Regions from separate parts of the Mus musculus genome. Here all the other regions are linked to region 3. A link is a loop called in an ENCODE intact Hi-C map of the cell type or tissue named here. Cell type or tissue: left cerebral cortex. All regions are shown on one strand.

Region 1 (2,500 bases), 220 kb before region 3:
ATGATACATTTTTTTACTTTAAAAAAGATTTTGCTGAAAGGACCCAGATATAGCTGTCTCTTGTGAGACTATGCCTGGGCCTAGCAAACACAGAAGTGGATGCTCACAGTCAGCTATTGGATGGATCACAGGGCCCCCAATGGAGGAGCTAGAGAAAGCACCCAAGGAGCTAAAGGGATCTGCAACCCTATAGGTGGAACAACATTATGAACTAACCAGTACCCTGGAGCTCTTGACTCTAGCTGCATATGTATCAAAAGATTGCCTAGTCGGCCATCACTGGAAAGAGAGGCCCATTGGTCATGCAAACTTTATATGCCCCAGTACAGGGGAATGCCAGGGCCAAAAAGTGGGAGTGGTTGGGTAGGAGGGTTGGGGAGAGGGTATGGGGGACTTTTGGGATAGCATTGGATATGTAAATGAGGAAAATACCTAATAAAAATATTAAAAATAGAAATAGAATATTCTAAAAAAATGTTTTATTTGTTGTTGAAGTTCATACATGAATACTGCATTTCTATTATTTGTACCCTTCTTCCTCCCCTCCAACTCCTCTTGTGTTCCATACTCACTCTGATATGTATGCTCATCTGACCCTTTGTATTTGTCTTTGCATGCACGTGTGTGTGTGTGTGTGTGTGTGTGTGTGTGTGTGTGTGTGTATGTGTGTATGTGTGTGTGAGAGAGAGAGAGAACTACCGAGTCAATTTAGTGTTGCTCAACGTGTTTTTGTGTGACCACTAGGATTATGTATGTAACCTACCAGGGACCTCATCCATGTAGAAAACTGACTTCCCCTCATTCAGCCACCATCAATAGACTGTAGTGATTCATTTAGTCTTGCGAGGATCTAAAGCAGTTCCTGGCATACATGAAAGAGAACACAAAGGGTCTCAATTAGTTTATGGTAAATAGATATAATTGAACCTTTCATTATGTTCTTCTATAAATGTATTCCATAAGATATGAAGAACTAAACATGTCTCTTCAGCTTTTTTATATGTAAATGTAGAAGACAGGTAGTACAATTTTACACTAGACTTTTAGATACAATGTTTTACAGGATACAAGTTCATAAAACCACAGCCAAGCTTCTTTATATTCTAAAGGAAATTTGGAAACACAGTTTGGGAAAAGATTTATTTATAGTTTGAACAAACTAACTGTGAATATATGTGTCAGGGTGGGGGGGTAGGTAGTAGGATGTCTACGTTCCCACCCACAAAGTCTGTGACCATCTTAAAATTTATAAAAATTTATGAGACAAAAGCTAAGAAAAGTTTCTCTCTTCAAAAATACTTTCTCTCCCAACACAGCTTCAGAACAGAATCACAGTCCAATATCTAATGTTTTTTAATTAAGTAATTTGAAGGTTGTCCCAGGGACAACCACGGGTATCTATTAAATTTGGAGTTCAGCATTCTTCATTACCTAGTTTTGTACATATGAAGGGAAGGGCATCCTAGGCTGTGCTCTGAAGGGAAGCAGAATTTTTATGTATCTGCTGAGAGATAATGAGGGCTATTGTTCTGTGTGAAATGTGCTGTAGAAGGATAGATAAGATTCATAAGATCCACATTTCCTTTGGCAAGCTATCAACTACCATCTGGAGTCTATGACACTCACATTAACTGTAGCTGGCTCTGTGGATACTTTGGCTGAAAAACCATGTGTTGCACGAGTGGCACTGCATGTTTAGATGCTAGGCCTTACAAAATTGGTGGCTTCGGTTCTCCATCTTTTTTTCAACACTTCTACAGGAACATTGAGTCTTCCTGTAGAAAACCTGACAATCCTTCTACTGAGACCTCTAGATGACTTGGTGGTGATGAAGTGACTATGTAACTCCAAGCTTTCAATCTCCACCTACCTGTACCAAGGTACCACCCATGTAAGCAGACATAGCTTTTAACCCCTTGAAGACAAAGCTGCTGAGAGTTGATCACCATCTACCAGCCACTAGCTTAGGTACTTTACATTGCTATGACAAAATACCTGAAAATACAACTTTAAGGAGCAATCATTCACAGCCTCCCAAAACACTGCCACAGGCTGGAGGCCAAGCATTCAATACCTGAGTCTGAGGGTTGGGGGGAGGGCTTTCATATTATACATGGTAAATAGTTGATAGATGAAGGGAGTAACTCATCTAGACCTAACCAGAATGTCTGACCCGAGATAAGGGGCTATAGAGAACTGTAATTTCATCTCCATACTTTGGAACTATTTATAAGAATCCAGTAGCAAAGATTCCCTGCCCTTTCCTTGGCGATGATCAATGGCTAGTACACATCCCTGAGAAGCACAACGTATTTCAGAGACCTTGTGCAAAAGTTAGCTCAGGAAATCCTCACAGAAGCTCTTGCTTGCTAGCTTTTCCCCCTCTGCTTGGCAAAAAAGAACAAGATACATCAAGAAATAATTAAAGTCACACTTCTAATTCTTAACTTCTTTTAATTGAGATCATCAAAGAGAAATAGATTTCATTACAAACACAGCA
Region 2 (2,500 bases), 350 kb before region 3:
AAAAGGAGGAGTGAGAAGAGTTGGAGGAGTTGGACAGGAAGTGGGTGTTAGAGGAAAAAGATGAGGAGAAGTAGGAAAGCAATATTTGAGGAAGGACTTCTTTCCTGTAGGTAACTACTTACTAACCACAGCAGCTCTTCCCCCAGTTCTGATGATTCTTGAAATTTATTTTTTTTGTCTTCAATGACATAATGTGTTACTGTCATAGCTCCGTTAGTACTATAACCAGCTTTCTGGGTAAATCATTGTATCAATTGCATTACAATATTTTAGGTCAGAAGGTAAATCTGACCCCTGTACCTTTTTGAATGACTTTTTATCATGGGTCAGTGTGGAGGGCACTTCACGAACTCAAAAGGATTGTTTAAGCAAAATTCGTGATCTCTCTTCAGAGAATAGAAAGCCAGTTCTGATGATAACGATGACACACAGACATACATGAAGAGAAAACACTCATGCCCGTAAATTTTTTGGAAAAAAAAAATTAAGAAAGTAAAGAACTGAGAAAGCTTCCAGAGTACTAGTTGCTGGGTGGTCTCTGATTTGGAGATGAGTTGATGTCCATTAAGTTCACTGTTCCTCTGAAGAGAACTGGCCATTCCAAGTGACTGGAAAATGGGCAGATAACCTTGGAGACGAAGGAAGCAATGTTTGTTTACGTTAGCATCTTACCATCCCTCCATAATGAGAAATGTTTCAGAGAAACGGCAGGTGACATGGTAGGAGTGTTTCTAAAGAAAAGAAATTATCAGGGAGTTCTGGAGCAGAGGGAGGGAAAACTGCTGTCTGGTGTTTTGCATGAGATAAGTTAATTTCAATAACGATGTTGATAATAAAAATAATAATATCAAGTCTGTAGACTTTAGCTCTCCCAGTCTATCTTAAAACATATTTGCCACAAGCTCAGAAGGAAGCAGCAGTGATTTCAATACCTGTGAAGAAGTTTGTTTATGCCATTGACTGACTGGAAATGTCTAAAGGAACATGTATTGAAGGCACAGTAGACCCAGCAAGGTATACGTATGTTCTATATAGGTTTTAAAACATTCATTTACTTAAAGCCTCAGGTTATGAGAATCTAAATTACTGGCCTTGGAGAAAGATGTTTATATTCATAAGCCCACTGGGTGGCAGCATCCTCACGCTTATTTTAAAGCCTGGCATTGAGGACAGCATGAGGACACTAAGACTAACTTGCATGAGAGAGAGCTTCTTCACCCCTCCCCCCCCCCCCCCGTTCCATCCCCCCCCCCCAACACACACACACACACACACACACACACACACAGAAGTTGTTACTGTCATGCTGGCTCACGTTCCTGTTTCAGTGAGTTTCTGATGGTGACATTCTCTTATAAGATTTTTTTTAGAGCCATCTGACAAAACCTTACTCTAGAGAACTCATTCTTCTCTCCCAAAACCCAGCACATAGAAGTGTTGACCTAAAACCTCTTCACATTTATGATCTGTTTTGAGAGATTTAAGGTGAGGTAGGTATCAAAATTATAATGTCACTATAATTAAAAACATCATATAGAAGAGTAGTAAGGAAAATTAAGATAAATCATATCTTAGAATCAATGCACAAAATATAAGTTCAGTCATCAACCTGAGGGGAATTGGTAGAATTAAAAGGTTCATATGCTCAGGTGGGTAATCTTGAGATCTTAAACTGTCTTAAGTCATCATTAATAAGGTCAATAAAAAGCACAAATTTTTAAAAATCAAATTTTAATCTTAGGGTGTGACTTGAGTAAATAACAAGTTAAAATGACCACCCAGGTCCCAAATCTGTGAATTTGTAACTCTTCACACACTCAACAGGGTTTCTTTAAAGCAAAACAGAACAACAAAACAAAAATCTTAAAAGATCTTCTTTTTTTAATGATCCTCAAAATTCCAAAGAAATAACAACTGCTAAGCCTGACTATAGATTCTCACACGCCCCCAAAGAACAGAACTTCCAGCAGCTACTGCTCTCCTAGAATCTTCACAGGTACACATGAACAGGTAGGTATAGACACAGTGAAGACAAGAGACTCACTCTTGTTTCTGGAAAACAACAACCTGAATATGCCTGCCATGTTACCATGACATCACATAGATGTATTGGAGGCATGTCAGGAGGTTTGACTCTAACATGTTCCCCTGAGCTGAGGGATATTGTTTGAGTATTCACTGGAGCATGGGGCAGGTACAGTAAGAAAGAACTGATGGTCTGACTTCTGTGGTTCTCTTAAATAGCAAAATTGATAATTTCACTTGCTGAGCTAACATATAAGGGTACCTTCTCAGAAGACCCTGGATTCAGACCGGTCTGCAGAGAATGAGTTACTGTGCATTGTGCCTTAACAGAGCAAAGACACAGTTTCTATCTTTGATTAAAGGAAGGGGTAAGGGGTATCTGAAATCATGTACCCTGCATGCAGCCCAGACAGAAAGACTGTGAAAGAAACATCTTCTCTGGTTTTGAAAGAAAGGTACTCCTCTGCCTTGAGTT
Region 3 (2,500 bases):
CTGATAAATGGATATTAGCCCAAAAGCTCAAAACACCCAAAATACAGTTCACAGACCATATGAAGCTCAAGAAGAAGGAAGACCAATGTGTGGATACTTTAGTTCTTCTTAGAAAGGGGAACAAAATATTCATGGGAGCAAATATGGAGACAAAGTGTGGAGCAGAGCCTGAAGCAAAGACCATCCAGAGACTGCCCCATCTGGGGATCTATCCCATAAATAGGCACCAAAGCCAGATACTACTGTGGAAACCAAGAAGTGCTTGCTGACAGGAGCCTGACATAGCTGTGTCCTGAGAGACTCTGCCAGAGTGTGACAAATACAGAAGCTGATGCTCACAGCCAACTATTGGACTGACTATGAGTTCCCCAGTGGAGGAGTTAGAGAAAGGATTGAAGGAGCTGGAGGGGTTTGTAACCCCATAGGAGAAACAACAATATGAACCAACCAGACCCCCCAGAACTCCCAGGGACTAAGCCACCAACCAAACACTACACATGGAGCGACCCATGGCTCCAGCCTCAAATGTAGCAGAGGGTGACTTTGTCAGACATCAATGGGAGGAGAGGCCCTTGGTCCTATAGAGGCTTGGTGTCCCAGGGTAAAGGAATGCCAGGACAGGGAAGCATAAGTGGGTAGATGGGTGGGGGAACACCCTCATAGAAGCAGGGGGAGGAGGTATAGGATAGAGGGGGTTTCTGGAGGGGAAACTAGAAAAGAAGATAACATTTGAAATGTAAATAAAGAAAATATCTAATAAAAATAAATCAATCAATAAATATTATTTTAAAAAATTGGTTTACAAGTCAAAAAAAGAATAAACATATTACACATTTGACTACTTTTTAAGAACAGTTGGGTTCTAGCACTGCTGTAAATATGTAATCTGGCTCTTCTACAAATCCCCATGTAATAATGGCTGTCCTTTTTCAATGTTTGACTTATTCCTTCATGAAAATTATCCTCATTTTGTCTTAATTGCAAGGTTTCTATAATCAATCCTTTCTTTCTTCTTTCCTTCCTTCCTTTCTTTCCTCCTTTGTGGTCTATGACAGCAATAAATGTTCTTTAACCAGTTTCACCTCTTTTTAACCATGAAACAATGACATTACAAAACCTGCCATAGACTGGTACCTTGACACACATTGCTTTCAACATGGCCCTCAAACATGACTGAACAACCTCCTGAGTCTCAGCTTCAATCCAATTTTCTCTTGGTCTAACTTTTCTTCAAAGACATATGAGAAGGATCTAGAGTGAGAAGTTTATTTGGAGATATCCTAGAAAGGCAGACAAGGGGGAAGACAAAGTGAAGGGAAGCAGAGACTTTAAAGCCAAGAGACAAGATGGTATGAGTCATGATGAAGACAACTGAGGTCCAACCCACTGGGAACCTTCTGTGAGGTCCTCTGAATGTTCTGTCTGAAGGACAAAAGTCTGGGATATTTACCAGTGACTCATCTGCTGCTGATTGGGGGTGTATTAGACCATTGGCATTCCTAGAATGCCCTGTGGGGAGGTGAGCATCCTGACACAGGGCTGGATGATCCCCTAGGACGTGGCCTACTGTGGTGCAGGTATGAGAAAGGTGCTTCTCTTTTTCATTGGAGCTGAGATCTGCTGTTACTTAAAGACAACTCAGAGCATTGGCTATTGGTGGGGGTAGAGAGGTCCCACAAGAGCATAAACAGAGATAACATCAACATCTAGCCACATCCAACTGTGCACAGCTTGGAGTAGAAAACACCCATTGAAGCTACTGGAGCCATCTGGTGAAGAAAATGCCTCACACTCACACATCCCACTGAATGAACCAAATTACTCCAGAACAAATAAAGAAAGCTGGCATACTGTCTCCCAAGCCTTTACTTGTCATATATATATTTGCTCAGAAAGCATCTGCACCCCAGACAGCACCCACACTTACTTCTCATCCTAGTTAGCAACATTCGCACCACACCCAGAGCTTGCCATAACAGTGCCAGAAAGCAGCAGCCTCCCTCACTCCTCCGTGTCACAGGCAACAAAATGGAATTCTGCCCTAAGCTGCACTCACTGGGGCTGAAAATATTTTTTTAATGCCAAAAATTAATTTGAACACTTTTCAATGTTCATCATAAGGGATTTTCATCTTGATTTTAAAACTAGAATATTCATGGGTGTTGGCAACTCCACTTGGCTGTTTTATTCATTCTTTGACATTGAAATGTTAACTGTTTTGGAGAATAAACTCATACCTAAGAAAACCAAACTACTTCTATTAAAATAAAACTCTTTGGGAATGACTGAGCAGAAGCAGATGTGATGGGCAGTGCTGACTCCATCCACTGGCAAAGGGAAGATCCCCAACCCAAAATACAAGAGCTCCTTGGTAAGATCCAAGAGGGGGCAGGGGAGGAGAGAGGGAGAGAGGAAAAGGGAGAGAGAAGGAGAGAAAGGGAGAGAGGGAGAGAGAGGGGGAGAAAGAGGGAGAGAGGGAGAGAGAGAGGGAGAGAAGCCA

Evidence for each region. A loop is a pair of places that touch in the nucleus more often than their neighbours do. Peaks named below come from ENCODE experiments on the same cell type or tissue, not always from the same donor. Only the 100,000 strongest peaks of a DNase experiment are listed, where the experiment ranks them.
Region 1: a loop joins it to region 3, with 11 times the contacts of the local background. A loop is called at or near these places in 3 of 42 quality-filtered maps.
Region 2: it touches region 3 in a loop (6-fold over the local background); 4 of 42 quality-filtered maps call a loop at or near these places.

The regions. Positions count from the first base shown.
Region 1 is chr2:149,544,287-149,546,786 of GRCm38, forward strand. No RefSeq gene overlaps it. Among named protein-coding and RNA genes, the nearest start is that of Cst10, 140 kb to the left of the region's middle. In left cerebral cortex, no CTCF peak of the experiment used is centred here; DNase peaks (open chromatin) are centred at 1,244 and 1,621.
Region 2 is chr2:149,421,617-149,424,116 of GRCm38, forward strand. No RefSeq gene overlaps it. Among named protein-coding and RNA genes, the nearest start is that of Cst10, 18 kb to the left of the region's middle. In left cerebral cortex, a CTCF peak has its summit at 1,108 (motif pointing right); a DNase peak (open chromatin) is centred at 1,139.
Region 3 is chr2:149,766,842-149,769,341 of GRCm38, forward strand. The region is part of intron 1 of Gm14133 (predicted gene 14133); the gene reads right to left. Among named protein-coding and RNA genes, the nearest start is that of Gm14133, 31 kb to the right of the region's middle. In left cerebral cortex, no CTCF peak of the experiment used is centred here; DNase peaks (open chromatin) are centred at 1,386 and 1,892; H3K27ac peaks cover 233 bases.